Regions from separate parts of the Homo sapiens genome. Here region 1 is linked to region 2. A link is an interaction called in ENCODE POLR2A ChIA-PET data of the cell type or tissue named here. Cell type or tissue: OCI-LY7. All regions are shown on one strand.

Evidence for each region. ChIA-PET counts read pairs that join two places held together with the same protein. Peaks named below come from ENCODE experiments on the same cell type or tissue, not always from the same donor. Only the 100,000 strongest peaks of a DNase experiment are listed, where the experiment ranks them.
Region 1: POLR2A ChIA-PET joins it to region 2 with 6 read pairs; 4 of 35 experiments call an interaction of 5 or more read pairs at or near these places.

The regions. Positions count from the first base shown.
Region 1 is chr18:9,208,017-9,213,016 of GRCh38, reverse strand. ANKRD12 (ankyrin repeat domain 12) reads right to left here. Exons shown (of 13, transcript NM_015208.5): 5 at 4,214-4,360; 6 at 1,233-1,433. Among named protein-coding and RNA genes, the nearest start is that of ANKRD12, 74 kb to the right of the region's middle. In OCI-LY7, no CTCF peak of the experiment used is centred here; no DNase peak of the experiment used is centred here.
Region 2 is chr18:9,080,467-9,085,466 of GRCh38, reverse strand. No RefSeq gene overlaps it. Among named protein-coding and RNA genes, the nearest start is that of NDUFV2, 20 kb to the left of the region's middle. In OCI-LY7, no CTCF peak of the experiment used is centred here; a DNase peak (open chromatin) is centred at 2,586; H3K4me3 peaks cover 662 bases.

The DNA of each region.
Region 1 (5,000 bases), 130 kb before region 2:
TAAGCCACAGACTGTGAAAATCTTTACATATTTGATAGAGAAAATCTAGACTAAATAAAGGCTCTTGTAGATTAAAAACAGGACTAAACCAAAAGAAAATGAGCAAAGGAGTGGATCTAACAATTCATAAAATACACATAAGTTTATAATAAACATAAGAAATGTTTACCATCACTACTGATCATGAAAATCCAAATTAAGATTTTTTTCATTCTTCAGATTGTTAATAATTAAAAGTTGATAATATCCAGTTTTACTGAAGATATGAGGAAAATGGCTCTTTTATATACTCTTGATGGTAGTATGAATTGATACAGAATTTTGGGGGGGGCAATTTCCATTATTTCAAAAATCTAAAACATGTATCTCCATTGATTTAGCAATTTCACTTCTACTGAAATACTTCCATAAATATACACAAAGATGTTTCTATATAGGTATTTACTACAGTGTTGCCTACGGAATGCTATACCAGAAAATATTATGCAGCTATTAAAAATTAATGGAGTAGGCCTACCTATATATACTGTAAGAATATATAGAAATATCTGTAAGACATTAAGGCAGGTTGCAGAACTACAGATTGATACAGATGGAATGATTTCACTTTAAAAAGCCAATATATAAGTAAGTATTTGCTTTATACATATATAATAAAAATGAACTGAATGAGTAACCTCCTAAGCGTTAACCATAGTTCTATGGAAGAGAAAGAACCTGTGTGGGAGGGAGGGTAGGGTTGTGCAGTATGTGAAATTAAAGAAAATTTTTGAATTGTTCCCTACATACTTTTACTGTTGAATTATTTACAGCAAGAATGTACTGGTATGCTACTTGAATAATGAAAATGAAAGTAATAACACCACACTCTTACAGTCCTCATGGTTCAAGTTAATAAATGTTCTTAAAATACTTATGAATGAATCAACTACTTTGAAAACATATAACTCAAATTCATCTAGGGCAAAACCTAACTTGGATAAAGAACTATACAGCAAGTAATATGTCAACTAAAGTATAAGTTTAGTATATAAAAATATGAGTAATTATTGACATGGAATTGTAGTAGAAATCAGGGGTTTTATGTACGAACTCCAAAAGTTTTGTAATAAAGAGTATTTTTAGAACTCTTTCATTTCAGCAAAATGAATAAAAGAATGTAGATTAAATTGTAACCAGGATCTGTTTAAATTTTAGTGCCTGAATAGTAGGTATTGAATTACTAGTCTTACCTGCAAAATCTTTCACATTCACATTTGCCCCTAAACTTATTAATTCTTTAACTTGTTTCACATCTCCTCGAATAGCAGCCATGTGTAAAGGAGTTTCACCACGTTCATTTCTTTTATTAACTTTATCTTTCTGTCGAGATGAAGAACTGGGAGTTTTCTTTTGGGCAGGCGTTGTTTGTGATGGATGATTTGGTGTGGAATCTGTAAGAAAGAAGAAAGTTAGCAGAAGTTCTAGGCTAAATATTCTGTATACTTATTTAAATGTTTTTATTGGTAATATGCTAATCTCCTGAAACACAAGGAATGCCTTCTCACCCTAACAACCTAAACCTTGACTTGGATGATCCGTTAATGACCCAAATACACAGAGATCTTCCCTTCAGGGTTATCAAATATCATTAGCCAATTAAAAAAAATGTTTTGTCAATTCATAAAATTGGTTTAAAATGATAAAGTATCAAATACGTACTCTAAAATGTTTCCTTAATGAATGATGTGATGAACTATGAAACATTTTTCCTAGGTATGTTATGCTATTATTCTAAGACCTAGAGGAAGTGAAATTGAAGGCTGGAGTCCACACTTCTGACTCAGACAAAGCATTGGAGTTCTTCTGTTCTTATATTATGTGCAAATCAAGGTCATAACGATTTTACTATGAAAATGAAAGAGAAGAGCTACAAAAAATAAGGGTAGTCTGGAAAAGGGCCTTTAAAAACTGCTTTGCCTTGATTCTCATATTTTGATATTTGTTCTAGTTTCTATATTTAAAAAAAAAAAGTTAAATTAGATGATGCCCAAAGTCTCCTCTCCAATTTCAAAACTACAAAAAAACAAAAACTGGTTTCTTAATTAAGGATTCAAGACATATATACAGTGTTAATTAATTCTGAAAATTTACAACTATATAAAAGGAACTGCTCTAAGAGAAAAGAAATATATGGAAAATAATTTTTACCAGTTTAAAACCTGACACGATTAGAGCTCTAAGGCAATACCATCCTTTCCTCAATAAAAAAAAAAAGTGTAAGGTTCATCTTTTGGATTTTTTTTTTTTTTGAGACAGAGTCTCACTCTGTTGCCCAGGCTGGAGCGTGGTAGTTTGATCTAGGCTCACTGCAACCTCTACCTCCCGGGTTCAAGAAATGAAATTCTTCCACCTCAGCCTCCCGAGTGGCTGGATTACGGGCGTGTGCCACCATGCCCGGCTGATTTTTGTATTTTTTAGTAGAGACAGGGTTTCACCATGTTGGCCAGGCTGGTCTCAAACTCCTGGCCTCAAGTGATCTGCCTGCCTCAGCCTCCCAAAGTGCTGGGATTACAGGCTCGAGCTACCATGCCCGGCCCTACCTTTTGGATTTTAAAGTACATTGTCTCGGTAATAGTTTCCTACAGAAGTTTTTCTAGAAATTTACACTCCCAAAGAAAAGGGCCTTATCTATCTTACTCATCACTGCTTAGAAGACTTCTCATATACCACAGCGGTATTCAAGAAATATTTGTTGAATGAATAAATTTTAATGTAATCCTTATAGTCAAATTATTTGTGAAGAGAATTTGCTTGCTGAATTTCTTAAAATCTAAAGACTTATCTAATGAATAAAACAACCACAAACTCCAAGTATATCTGTATGATGGCAAACTGCTTGATATTTCAAAAGTTTTCCATTCTAATTCTATACATATTAATAGAGAGTTGACTAAGAATCACCCTTAAAAAGACCAACTGCAGAACAGTATTATAGTGTACTCCTATTTATACTAAAAAAGAAAAAAAAATTAACCCATAACAAAAGATACGTATTTGTAAGTTTATGCCTAGAAAAGCTACATAAATAAAGATAAGAAACTGTTAACAGTGGTCACCTCTTGAGGGGAGGTGATTGGAGATGAAAGACTTTTACTTTTTGTCTGTTGGTCTTTTAATTTACTTTAAGGACAAAGGTTCACGCTATTTTAAAAAATCAGTTTTAATAAATGTCTTTCCATTTAAAATATTAAATCAGACTTAAAGTCAAAGTCAAAATTTTACAGAAACAGTCAAAGTTTTTACATGGCAAAATGACTTTAATTTGGTCACAGACTTTCCCATGTTGGAGGTGGAAAAGGTAGGAGTGAGTAACCACAACGTACTCTATTTTTAAAAGCAGGAAGCCCTAAAACATTTTTTTAGCAGTGACAGATATTAGATACGCTCATGCTTTGAAATTATAATATTTAGAAACTCTTAAGAATTTAACCATGTCATCCCGTTTTTTAAAAAGAGGCAATACAGGAAAAACTCACTGAAAAATTATCTTTTTCAATGCATTTCAACATGGACTGTTACGTAACCCAGAGTCTTACATAAAATTGCTTTGAATTCAGGGCCAAAAGAAATTTTCTCCAGACAAAAGTGATTTACTTTCTTGAATCAGTCAATGAGAACTATGTAACTCAAAAATTTTCTTTTGTACTTTTAGCTGCCAGGATGTGAATAGTAATAACTATCTCAGGCCAGTTGCCTGGATTTTATCTACCTTTTTAGCTCCCTTTTATAAATTACCATGTTGTTTGGTTTGTTCCCTTTTTGTTTTTGTCCTGCTGGTAAGTCATCATCAATTATTTTTGGAGAACACAGTATATAAATAAACATACATACATGTGGCACAACACCTTAGCTGGAAATGTGACATGAAATATAAAATGACTGTTAATATACTGCTGACATTTTTCCTTATAAAAAAATTTAGATCTTAATAAAACATGGATTACACATGGTGTAAAGAGCCCTACTCTTGTATAGCTTCTACTTTAGCAGAGGATACAGATGATAAACTGTCACACAAATAATCATAAAATTACCACTGACTTACAAGTAATTCTGATTAAATCCAAGAAAGAATAAAAATTAAAAGTAGTTAAAATAATTGTTAAGACGAGACTACAGTTGCCTGAGGAAAACTAGGGATACACATTAACTCAATGATGGTAGGTATCACCTGGACTGTTGTCTCTTGCTGTCATCTGCATAAGAAGTGCCATCTGTTTTCGCTCAGAGAGTGGATAACCAAAAAGAATGCTAACTGGTGTGGATTTCTTATTTCCAGCTTCCTTTTTTGTCTTCTTCTTTTCTGGACCTTCTTTCTCTGGAATTATTAACAAATATGTAAGAATTTGAAACAAATCCAAGTACTCAAAAGCAAGTTTAAGATGAATTTTTTGATAGATGCTGTACATATATATGAGAAATGTGTACAATATATGAACTAGTAGTAGCCAGACAAAAGCACAATGGGTTTTATATTATATAAACAATTTTCTTCCTGACTGCTTTGAAAAAAATATATTCTTAATTCCACTGTTTTCAGAAAATTAGTAATACTTGGGAAATTTATTACTAGTAAAATTTTACCTTAATGACTTGTTCTAGTAAAATTTAATTCCTTGATAACAGTGCAGACATTCTTTAGTATTACATCTTTGAAACCTCTTTTATTCACTATAATTTTATTTGTAATTGCTGATAAGCCTATATAGCAATGCTCCTTCAAATTACTTCCTTAATTCCAGCAATGATTTATACAAACTTCCAACGAGCTAAATATTTAAGACAAGTCTTATCACACAGAACAACTATCGAAAAAAAGTACCAAATCATTTTATTCCAGTCATAGGATAGCTGAACATGAAATGACATTAGTCAAAGCCAAGAATGCGCAAATTAAAGATTCTGTGTGGCTATGGGTTAACAGATCTTGCAAAGATCCAAAAATTTTCAAGGACCTT
Region 2 (5,000 bases):
AGGAAGCCAATTTTTTCTATGCAGTTATTTTTACAATGGAAATATCTTTAATGGGTCTTTCTGATGATAGAAGTAATGATCATTGTTAAAATTCAAATAATAATTGGATGGGCATGGTGGCACACACCTGTAATCCCAGCACTTTGGGAGGCCGAGGCTGATGGATTGCTTGAGCTCAGGAGTTTGAGACCAACCTGGCCAACATTGCAAAACCCTGTCTCTACTAAAAATACAAAAATTAGCAGGGCGTGGCTGTGCATGCCTGTAGTTCCAGCTACTCAGGAGGCTGAAGCAGGAGAATCGCTTAAACCCAGGAGGTGGAGGTTGCAGTGAGCTGAGATCACACCACTGCACTTCAGCCTGGGCAACAGAGCAAGACTCTGTCTCAGAAAAAAAAATATATACACACACACACACACACACACACACACACACACACACACACACACAGACACGCACACACACACACACGCACATATATACATACATACATACATATATATATATATATATATATATATATATATATATATGTATGTATGTAGAGAGAGAGAGAGAGAGAAATATATTAAAAATCACCGGAGGCCAGGCATGGTGGCTCACGCCTGTAATCCCAGCACACTTTGGGAGGCCAAGGCAGGCAGATTACGAGGTCAGGAGATCGAGAAGATCCTGGCTAACACTGTGAAACCCCATCTCTACTAAAAATACAAAAAAATTAGCCGGGCATGGTGGCACGTGCCTGTAGTCCCAGCTACTCAGGAGGCTGAGGCAAGAGAATCACTTGAACCCGGGAAGTGGAGGTTGCAGTGAGCTGAGATCACGCCACTGCACTCCAGCCTGGGCAAGAGAGACAGAGCCAGAGCCAGAGACACCCGGAATTACAGGCGTGAGCCACCTCTCCTGGCCACAAGTTTTCTTTCTTTCTTTTCTTTTCTTTTTTTTTTTTTTTGAGACGGAGTCTCGCTCTTGTTGCCCAGGCTGGAGTGCAGTGGCACGATCTTGGCTCACCGCAACCTCTGCCTCCAGGGTTCAAGCAATTATCCTGCTTCAGCTTCCTGAGTAGCTGGGATTACAGGCATGCACCACCATGCCTGGCTAATTTTTGTATTTTTACTAGAGACGGGGTTTCTGCATGTCAGTCAGGCTGGTCTCGAACTCCCAACCTCAGGTGATCTGCCAGCCTCGGCCTCCCAAAGTGCTGGGATTACAGGCATGAGCCACTGTGCCCGGCCCCACAAGTTCTTTTAGTATCACATCTAGTATGCCAGGTACATCTCACTAAATGTTTTCAAATTAAGACCATCAGTATATCCTCTTACAAATAAATTATTTTAAATTTTGTCATAGAAGTATGCAAGGAAAAACAACCAGTTCTTAGAAAAGCATGATATAACTTACTTTCCTAGAATGTGAAACGGGAAATACACGAATTACTCTAATTTGGAGGTTCTACGGAAGGAAGTCATTTATTGCATGTTGCCATCATTGAGAAACAGATGATTATCTTTCTCCTGCACATGAATACCATCTTTCAGTATGTTAATACTTGCCATTCTTCATGAACTTCATAGTTAAATTCTTCCATGTGTACATTAAAATATATTTGATCTGTGAATTAAAAAAATTATCAATACCACACATAGACTACATTTATCAGCCCTTAAGATGAGAGTCCTTTTGTTTTCTGCCCCTAGGTCCACTTTGATGTCAAATGAACACTGATGGGGTTATTCAGTTTTTATGTAGACATCCTACAATAGATACAGTATGGGTTTTTGCAAATATATTGAGTCATTACTCATTTCTCTTCCAAGGTAGTTTAAAATGCTTTAAATGATTATTCAGTATAGAGTTCAGTTATAAATTGTGGTACTGTATGAAGAGATTTGGAAGAGCTATATAAGGATTAAATCCTTCACCTCAAATATAGTGATATAGAGAAGCTAAAAAATAAGATACATGTCTTATAATTTTGCCTTGTCTCAGTTCTGTGTCTTCCCCTTTTGACACAACCTAAAACCAAATTGCCAAGAAAAGGAAACAACTACCAAAAAGCACAGCTGGTGCGTTAGTGGGACTGAATTCACGGCACCAGTCACTCATGAATTTGTGTAGACACAGGTGGATCTGAAGGACTTCTCTTCAAGGCACATGCAGTTTAGCCAGGCACTGACCAGCTCCAAATTCTCCTTGACCACTTGCTACCTGAATACTCAAGGCCCACTTGCTGCTCAATCCAAAATTCACTCAGGCCACTAGACTGTTCTACTACCTTAACATGTTAAGTTTGGAAAGCTGTTTTCCTCGAGAACACTCCCAAGGAGAAGAGCAAATACTGCTCATATGTGTTTCTGAAACAACTTCAAGCGGCTTTTAGCAGGCAAAAATTTTCCATCGTGTGGGTGTTTTTGGTGCCATCTGAGAGATACTGTGGTTTTCAACCAGCTTGGTGCTATTACTACAATCACTTTACCTGACCTCTTTCTTTAAACAGGCATAAGACAAGGCTGAGCTCATACTTTCAGGAAAGCCACTCTGCCACCTAAGCAGAACTAACACTGTTAGAAGAGCATGCAAATTGTAATTTAAAAAAATCCATAGGCCAGCAGTTTCTTTTAACCACAGTGGCTTTTCTCCCCCTCCTGCTCATTCTGCTGATATAGCAGCATTGGTGTGCATGGCAAAGCTTTAGCTTTCTGCTCTAATTTGCTGTTCCTCTGATGAGAATTGTGCATTTGAGGATGCTTTGTTTCGTGTGTGTTAAGTGTTGCACATCCAGCTGGATTTTAAGTTTCTGAAGGCATGGACCCCCTCCCTTTTATCCGTCTCTTCTATAGGACCCAATATGGTATTCTATTGTAGGTGCTCAATTATTGTATGTTGAATGAATGTATGATTGAATCAGTGTGTGACTGAACAGATATTTCCAGTCTCCCATTTTATAAACTCAACAGTGCAAACTGGATGGGATTAATTTTAATCAGAAAGAAAGGTGTATGGCAATGCAGAAATAAAATGATGGTGAGAATAAGAAATAAAGATGAGATAAATATAAGAAATATATTTATATATTATAATCAGTTTAATGAGAAATAAAGATGAGAATAAGAAACAGACTAAGGGAGGAGCTAAAGAGTTCACTAATTCCACAGTAAAGGTGGTTTAGATGTGTAGATGACTGAATCTATGCAGTGGAGTATATATATATGTGTGTGTGTGTATACATATAATATGTATATAGATTTAAATACGTATGTATTTATGCGCCAGCATGGGCAACATGTCTCTACCAAAAATACAAATTAGCCAGTCATAGTGACACGTGCCTGTGGTCCCAGTTACTCGGAAGGCTGAGGTGGGAGGATTGCTTGAACCCAAGAGGTGGTGGTTGCAGTGAGCCAAGATTGCATCACTGCACTCCAGCCTGGGTGACAGAGTTGAGACCCTGTCTCAAAAATAAATGAATAAAATAAATAAATAAATATGTATTCATGTAATTATCTGTATACTTTATATATTATATACATATCTACAATGCATGATATATGATGTATGTATATGCATATATATTATATATGTGTATATATGTACGTGTTTGTGTGTATAGATGTGTATATGTGCATACACACACACACACACACACACACACACACATATATATACTTTAAAGAATTTATACCAAAGTTCCTCTTAGAGAACTGTCTTTGTCTGGAAAAATGCCTTGATTAGCCACTTGTGGGTGGAAAGACCCTGGGGCCACTGGATGAAAGAATATAAGATAGCAAAGTTATAGCTAAACCACTCCACATCTAAACATCAACAATAATTTGTGAGTGGGAGTAGAACAGTCAAGAGAAGAGAGGGAGCCGGGCGCGGTGGCTCATGCCTGTTATCCCAGCACTTTGGGAGGCCAAGGCAGGCGGATCACTTGAGGTCAGGAGTTCGAAACCAGCCTGGCCACCATGGCGAAATCCCGTCTCTACTAAAAATATTTAAAAAATTAGCTGGGCATGGTGGCACATGCCTGTAATCCCAGCTACTCAGGAGACTGAGGCAGGAGAATTGCTTGAACCCAGGAGGTGGAGGCTGCAGTGAGCCTAGCTCGCACCACTGCACTCCAGCCTGGGTCAAAGAGTGTAACTTCCAGAAACTGGTCTCAAAAAAAAAATTAAATTAAAAAAATTAATTAAAAAAAAAGAGAGGAGAGGGGAGAAAAATTAAAGATACAGATATGGGATTGTACAAGCCTTTGCCTTGGGAAAGTGGTTTGGGATAAATCAAAGAAAAGAGGTTGAGTTCCAGAACGAGATTGTCCCAGAGCAGAAAAGGATGACAACAGCAGAAGTAGACACCAAGAGAGGCGTGCATTCAGCAAGAGCAGGATTGTGGAACTGGAAGTGAACATGTGTCTGCAAAACCTCAGGAATTAACATAAACCCAGGGAAATAATTAGACCCCTCACAGAGCTTGGGAAGAAGCCTCAAGCAAATTTTAATTAAATCTTAAAAGGTACTCTTATCGGCCGGGCACAGTGGCTCACACCTGTAATCCCAGCACTTTGGGAGGCCGAGGCGTGTGGATCACCTGAGGGCAGGAGTTCGAGACCAGCCTGGTCAACATGGTGAAACCCCGTCTCTACTAAAAATACAAAAATTAGCCAGGCGTGGTGGCAGGCGCCTGTAATCCCAGCTACTCGGGAGGCTGAGACTGGAGAATCGCTTGAACCCAGGAGGCGGAGGTTGCAGTGAGCTGAGATCATGCCATCACACTGCAGGCTGGGGGACAGAGCGAGACTTTGTCTCAAAAAAAAAAAAAAGGTTGCTCTTATCTCAATTTATGTCTCAGAGTTCCTTAAATCCAGATTTAGGGCAAGTAATTTGGAAACCCTCTCTTCCTTCCAACCGATAAGTTTCTAATACTATCTTCTTAAAGCCCAGAGTTACAAAACAAACAAAAGCAATAAAATGAACAAATAAACAAAGCCCACATCCTCTTTC